Linked DNA regions of Homo sapiens: region 1 is linked to region 2. Evidence: read pairs that join two places in POLR2A ChIA-PET (ENCODE). Cell type or tissue: OCI-LY7. All regions are shown on one strand. Links, peaks and the distances in the headings refer to the core of each region. The heading gives the core; the rest is flanking DNA.

Region 1 (2,909 bases), core at 108-2,607, 55 kb after region 2:
TATGACAAATGTCACCCAATAAGTAGCAAGATGGCTAAGTGGAATCTGGACAAACTGAACCCAAGGGTGGCCTGAATAGTGAAGGGACTCAGAATTGGGACTTCCAAAGAATAATAGCAGCTTCTTATTTTCATTCATCAAACTTTCCAAAAATGTGCGTGCAATTCACACACTCAAGTTTAGACTTACATGGCATTGGGAGTGGTGGGAGGGCTCCATTCCCAGAGAACTAAAGAATTTCATAAAAATCCCTAGTGATGGCTCCTTCAAAGTCTGACTCAGGCAAACCAGGAGGGGTGAAAATCCTTGTCGCTCTGCACAGGGGCCTGGGGAGGCCCACATGGACATCTCCCTGCTCTCAGGCTACTGATCTCTTCATGGGGGCCAGGGCAGATGGCTGGTAAGAAAATCTTCTCTCTTGGTGGCTGAATGCATGCCAAGTGAGCCTGGGCTGCTCCCTAGCAAGCACAGAGGCCACCAGATAGGGCTGCCCTGCACACCCCACATAAAGGAGGCCAAGTCAGGAGCAAGTGTGGGGTGGGGGAGGCCAGGGAGGGGGTGAGGACTGGGGCTCTGGTGAGCTACCACATTCAGGCTTGGGCCACCTAGGATGGGGTGGATCAGTGGGGGTGCTCCTGAAAGCCGGTCCACGGCAGGGTGGGGAAGCAGGTAGGGGCAGCTCTCCCTGTGGACCCAGGTGTGTATGGCCTAATAATTAGCCCACAGACAGACTGAGAAGTCAAAAAACTCTTGGATATCCAAGCGGAACGTGTAAAGTTGCCGGCGGCCTGTCCGTGGGATGGCTTACTCAGCCTAAAAAGGAATCTGCAGGGAGGGCAACACATCTGCTTTTAGTGACTCCAAGAAATGGGTTAAGGGATTCCGATCTGTCTAAATGAATAAAGCCTGGTGCAAAGAGAGCCCCACAGCATCCACTTCCTACCAGAGCTGCCCACAGAAAGGCTGGCGTTGTTTGCTAGGGAGTCAGCTCCCCATTGCTAGAAGTAAGCAAGCACATTCCAGACAAGTAACCAGGAGAAGATCTAAGCCTCAGGTTAAAACGAATGTTCAAAGGCTCATCAAGGGCCTGGAGCATCTGTAGCTGGCCTCTGCTTTGTAAGCATGAAGCACAGCTGTGCTAACTGCCACCTGCATGGATGGACGCACACAGCCACCTCGCCTGCCACCTGGGCCACCAATCAGCTTCCCTGTCCTTCTCCTCACTCATTAAAAGATTCCTGACCAGACGTGGCTGTGCTCCCTGGAGGGGCTGGTGAACTCCTGCAGCCAGGCTGGAATCTCCTTCCCTGCAAGGCCCTGCCTGCCCTGTTTCCTGTGGCTCTCACGGTGTGAACACAGCCCAGCACGTTCAGGCAGGAATCCAACAGGAGGAACAGGTCAGAGATGTGGGCTGGCTCATCACTGGGGATCTGTCCCTCGTAGACTTTCCTGCTGTGGCCTGACAAGAAGGCTGGCTGCCACCCTAGAGGCTCTTCCTAATTTGATCTATTTCCTAGTTCTATTTCTGGAAGGCAGGAAGAGACCCTACTTGAGCAAACCTCTTAGCTCCTATATTAAGGAGTTGTATTTCAAATACAGATTCGCAAAAGCCAAAGGAGAAAAAAACAAGACATTGGAAGTAGCCATGAAACAACCTGGGATTTGAAGAACTTCTGGAATGTTCCTTCTCCTCCTTTGGTCCATGCTGGGTCCGGTGGTGGGCAGTGCTCTGAGAGGTGTGTGACTGTGGCAGGGCTTTCAGGACCGAAGCGACGGCCACTCACAGAGAGCTGGGGGGGCGAGCCACTGCCTGGGTGATGTCTGCTCAAGTTCCACCCACCCTCCGCAATCCAGAAGTCTTCCCAAGTATTCTCCACCTGAATTATGTGGAAGTTTCCTGACTTCTCTACTTTCCAGGACAGCTCTCCTTGGCTGGCGGGACTGGTTTTTCCACTCTGGCTGGTGTCAGACATACTCAGAAGAATGAACATCTAATGACATGTTTGTCAAAGTAATGCGCGTCCTGCAGCCCATGCCCAGCATCTCATTGACAGCTGCTCTGTCAGCTGGCAAACTCTACGCCCATCAAAGCTTTCCAACCATTCCTCTTGCACCGCAGGCGAGCTGACTGCTGCTGGTGCTAATGAGGTTGAGATTGTCACACACCTTCCTGGGACACAATTGTGTTGCACAAACACACAGCGGGCCGCACGGCAGGGCAGACACACACAGACCCCAGCCTCACACCAGCTGGGCAAAGCCCCCCACATCCAGGGGCTTTGAAAGGATTAACCATTGTAAACAAACATGAGCTGAGGTCACGCAAGTCACAACAGGTAGGGGGTGTGAAAAGGCGTGCCTAGTACACAAATAAAAAATTAAAAATACCATTACCCCAACACCCAAGAGTAGACACTCTTTTTTAAAGTGTGGGTCTTTTTCTAACGCACACGTGGAAGTATAATAAGAACGTCGTCGTTTTCAATCACGTTATCTTCCAAGGATTTTTAAAGCATGAGAAAGCTGTCCCTACATAATTTTGAGTGTCGTTAGTTTTCCTTCTGGCGGCCAACTTTTCTCAGCCGGAGCTGGAAATTAGGCCTGAACAGTGTTCCCTGAGTGAGGCTGGTGGATTTGGGGGGTGGGAGAGGGGAAACAGGGCTCCCTATCATCCCAGGAAGTCTAGGAGAAGGTGGGATGGGACAAATCCAGCTTAGGCTCTGGGGACATGTGCAGAGGGTGAGTCCTGCGGGGGGATCAGCTGCAGTCATAGTAAGTCAAGTATTCCGCATTTATTCCAGAAAGACTTCAAGGCAAAGAGGCCAGTGGAGGCAGATCTAACTTTGGATGTAAGCACAGGAGGTTTACCGTTTAGATTCTAAACACAAATCATCAGTACTTAAATAAAC
Region 2 (2,909 bases), core at 281-2,780:
CACATAACAACGTGCTTCAAAGAATGCATCCCATCAACCTCTCATCCCTCTTCTTCTCAAACCCTCCTTTGTTCTCTAGCTGCTTCTTGTTTTTGTTTTTTGTTTGAGACAGGGTCTCCTTCTATCTCAGCCTGGAGTGCAGTAATGTGATCATAGCTGACTGCAGCCTTGGACTCCTGGGCTTAAGCCATTCTCCCACTTCACCCTCCCAAGTACCTGGGAATATAGGCATGTGCCACCATGCCTGGTTAATTTAAATTTTTTTTTTTTTTTGTAGATACAGGGTCTCACTATGTTACCCAGGCTGGTCATGAAATCCTGGGCTCAAGTGATCCTCTTGCCTTGGCCTCCCAAATTGTTGGGATTACAGGCATGAGCCAGCATGTCCAGCCTGACTCTTGTTTGTCTTCTTGTCTTGACTTACTCCTGACCATGGCTGACTTCCCTTCCAGCTTGGGAACTCCTTTGCAGGAAGTGCAGGGATGGGTACACACTGTTTTGCCCATCTCTGCACTTTCTGCAAAGCCCACCACAATGGTCTGAAATCCTTCAGTCCTCAGCAGCTTTGCTCAGAGTTGAGCTGAAGATACGATGCTCCTGGGAGCAGTTGAAAACCATGACGAGGTTCAGCCACACTTCCTGCTCTGCAAAAGCAGGCAACCCAAGTCCTTCCTTCACTTGTCTGCCAAGTAAACTCCTATTCACTCTGCAAAGCCCAGGTCAGATGTCAGCCTCCCTTCGGAGACCCTACCCTGCCCCCTGATGTGTGCTCCCAGACCTCTGCGTAAAAATACTTCAACCTCAGTGTAGTTACATTGCACAGTGTTACTCCTTTCTGCCTCAATTTCCCCTGCTTGGCCAGGAGGTACTAAATGGCTGGGAAAATCTTTAAAAAAATTATCTGTCTCTCACGTTCTACACAGTTTTCAGCACTTGACAGTATTCAATAAATATTAGCTAACATTAGGTGACGGAGTCAGCTGGTGCAGACTCTTCAGGGCTAGAACAGAGCTAATCTTGGGGCTCCCCGAGAAGAGGCAGGTCAGCCTTTGGCTCCTCAGGAGCACCCAAGCTCCTCTCTGCCCTCCTATGTCTTGTCTTAGTATGCTTCTCATGGGCCCTAAAATTGCCCTGATTTCTGCCCATAACCTCATTCTGTTCAGACACATGAGGGGAACACTAGCTTGGAACCAACGCTGAGCACAGATCTATCAAAGCCCACAGCTGGAAACCCTCAAACAAGACCACTATATAAGGGGTGAGGCCCAATGCAAAATGAAAAGAATGGGGCTTCTTGTTTAAAAATCATGAAACATTTTAAGATAGTGAGTACAGAGTATTAAACGTAACGTGGGCCCTTCTAGGTGCAGGGCCCTGGGTGACTGCATGTTCTCCCACCCAAGAGGTGGGCCCTGGCTCCCAAGCAAAATCTCAAATCCCAAAGACCATGGCTAGGGTGTGCCTCACCCTATAGCTGTAGCGATGCCTGCCTAGACTGGTGCAGTGTTTCTGAGCCAAGACCACCACGGGAAATTACAGGAGACCAGGACATCTTGAGTTCACCAGAGAAAAAAATAGTTCCTACAAAAGCAACATAGTGTGGTACACCAATACAATGGAATATTATTCAGCCATTAAAAGAAATGAGCTATCAAGTCACAAAAAGGCATGGAGAAACCTTAAATGCATATCGCTATGGGAAAGAAGTGAGTTTGAAACGGCTACAGACTGTGGGATTCCAACTAGAGCGATGTTCTGGAAAAGGCAAAGATAGTAAAAAAGATCAGTAGTTGCCAGGGGCCAGGGGAGGGAGGGAGGGAGGGAGGGATGGGGCCAGGGGAGGGGTGGAGCACAGAGGATTTTTAGGGCAGTGAAACTGCTCTATGTAATACTGTCATGATGGACACGTGTCATTATCCATTTGTCAAAACCGATGGGATATACAACAGCAAGAATGAATTGCAACGTAAGCGATGGACTTTAGTTAGTAAGAAGGTATCAATATTAGTTGATCAGTTGTCACAAATGTCCCACACTAACACAAAACAGAGTTATAGGGAAAACCATGTGGAGGGCGCACAGTGGAGGGTCACCTCTCTGAGCTTTGTTTTCGTCATCTTAAAACCATGGTTCTGAAATATAGCACCTGCCTCCTGAGACTGATGCGTCCCCATCTCAATAGAAGTTACTAGCATGATTACTGTCTCTCTTACCTAGATATTCTTGTGTAAGTGATTTAGCGATCACCTGTTTTCTGTTAACATACCTCCAAATCATTAATTCTGGAACTCCGTACATTCCAATTGATTTTTTCCATAAATCTAAAACTTCTCTAAAAAGACCAAGGTCTATTAATTATTTTTTTAAAAAGCAATGTTAATTACATTCTTTATGAAATATGGTGTTTGAGAATTTCCCTTATGAGTTCATGGGAGTGAGAGGTGGAATGTGGCTGGCAGGCAAGCTTCACTTTGTTTGGGTGTCAATGGCCTACCCTGTATTTCTTGATCTCATTATTGGTGAAAGCATGAAGAAGTAAACATTTTGGGGTGAAGCCTAAGAAGAGGGTGCCCTGAGACACGGTTAAGAGCTCATGCCCTGTGATTTACCTGGTAAGGACTCAAGCAATTCCTGCACAACTGCCGTGTGTCCAAAATACGCTGCCACCACGGCTGGGTTGTCATCCGTGGGCTCGGTGGGCAGCTCCACCAGTCTCTTGCTGAGTAGGTAGCGGACCATCTCCAGATCCCCATAGGCTGCCGGGATGCTCAGAAGCTGGCCCTGGTCAAAACAGAACAGGGCTCCAGTGAGACTGGCTCTATTAGGAACTGCCAAGACAACTGACGTTAAACCCTTCACCAGGTCCCGGAGCAGGACTGGAGTTGTGTTGTCCAGAACGGCAGCACCTG

The links. ChIA-PET counts read pairs that join two places held together with the same protein. Peaks named below come from ENCODE experiments on the same cell type or tissue, not always from the same donor. Only the 100,000 strongest peaks of a DNase experiment are listed, where the experiment ranks them.
Region 1: POLR2A ChIA-PET joins it to region 2 with 6 read pairs; 9 of 35 experiments call an interaction of 5 or more read pairs at or near these places.

Annotation. Positions count from the first base shown.
Region 1 is chr15:100,928,164-100,931,072 of GRCh38, reverse strand. The region is part of intron 2 of LRRK1 (leucine rich repeat kinase 1); the gene reads right to left. Among named protein-coding and RNA genes, the nearest start is that of LRRK1, 10 kb to the right of the region's middle. RefSeq lists an enhancer at 802-1,755. In OCI-LY7, for the core only: no CTCF peak of the experiment used is centred there; DNase peaks (open chromatin) are centred at 388, 1,132 and 2,062; H3K4me3 peaks cover 2,500 bases; H3K27ac peaks cover 2,500 bases.
Region 2 is chr15:100,983,400-100,986,308 of GRCh38, reverse strand. It overlaps LRRK1 (leucine rich repeat kinase 1), which reads right to left. Exons shown (of 34, transcript NM_024652.6): 4 at 2,610-2,781. Among named protein-coding and RNA genes, the nearest start is that of LRRK1, 65 kb to the right of the region's middle. In OCI-LY7, for the core only: no CTCF peak of the experiment used is centred there; no DNase peak of the experiment used is centred there.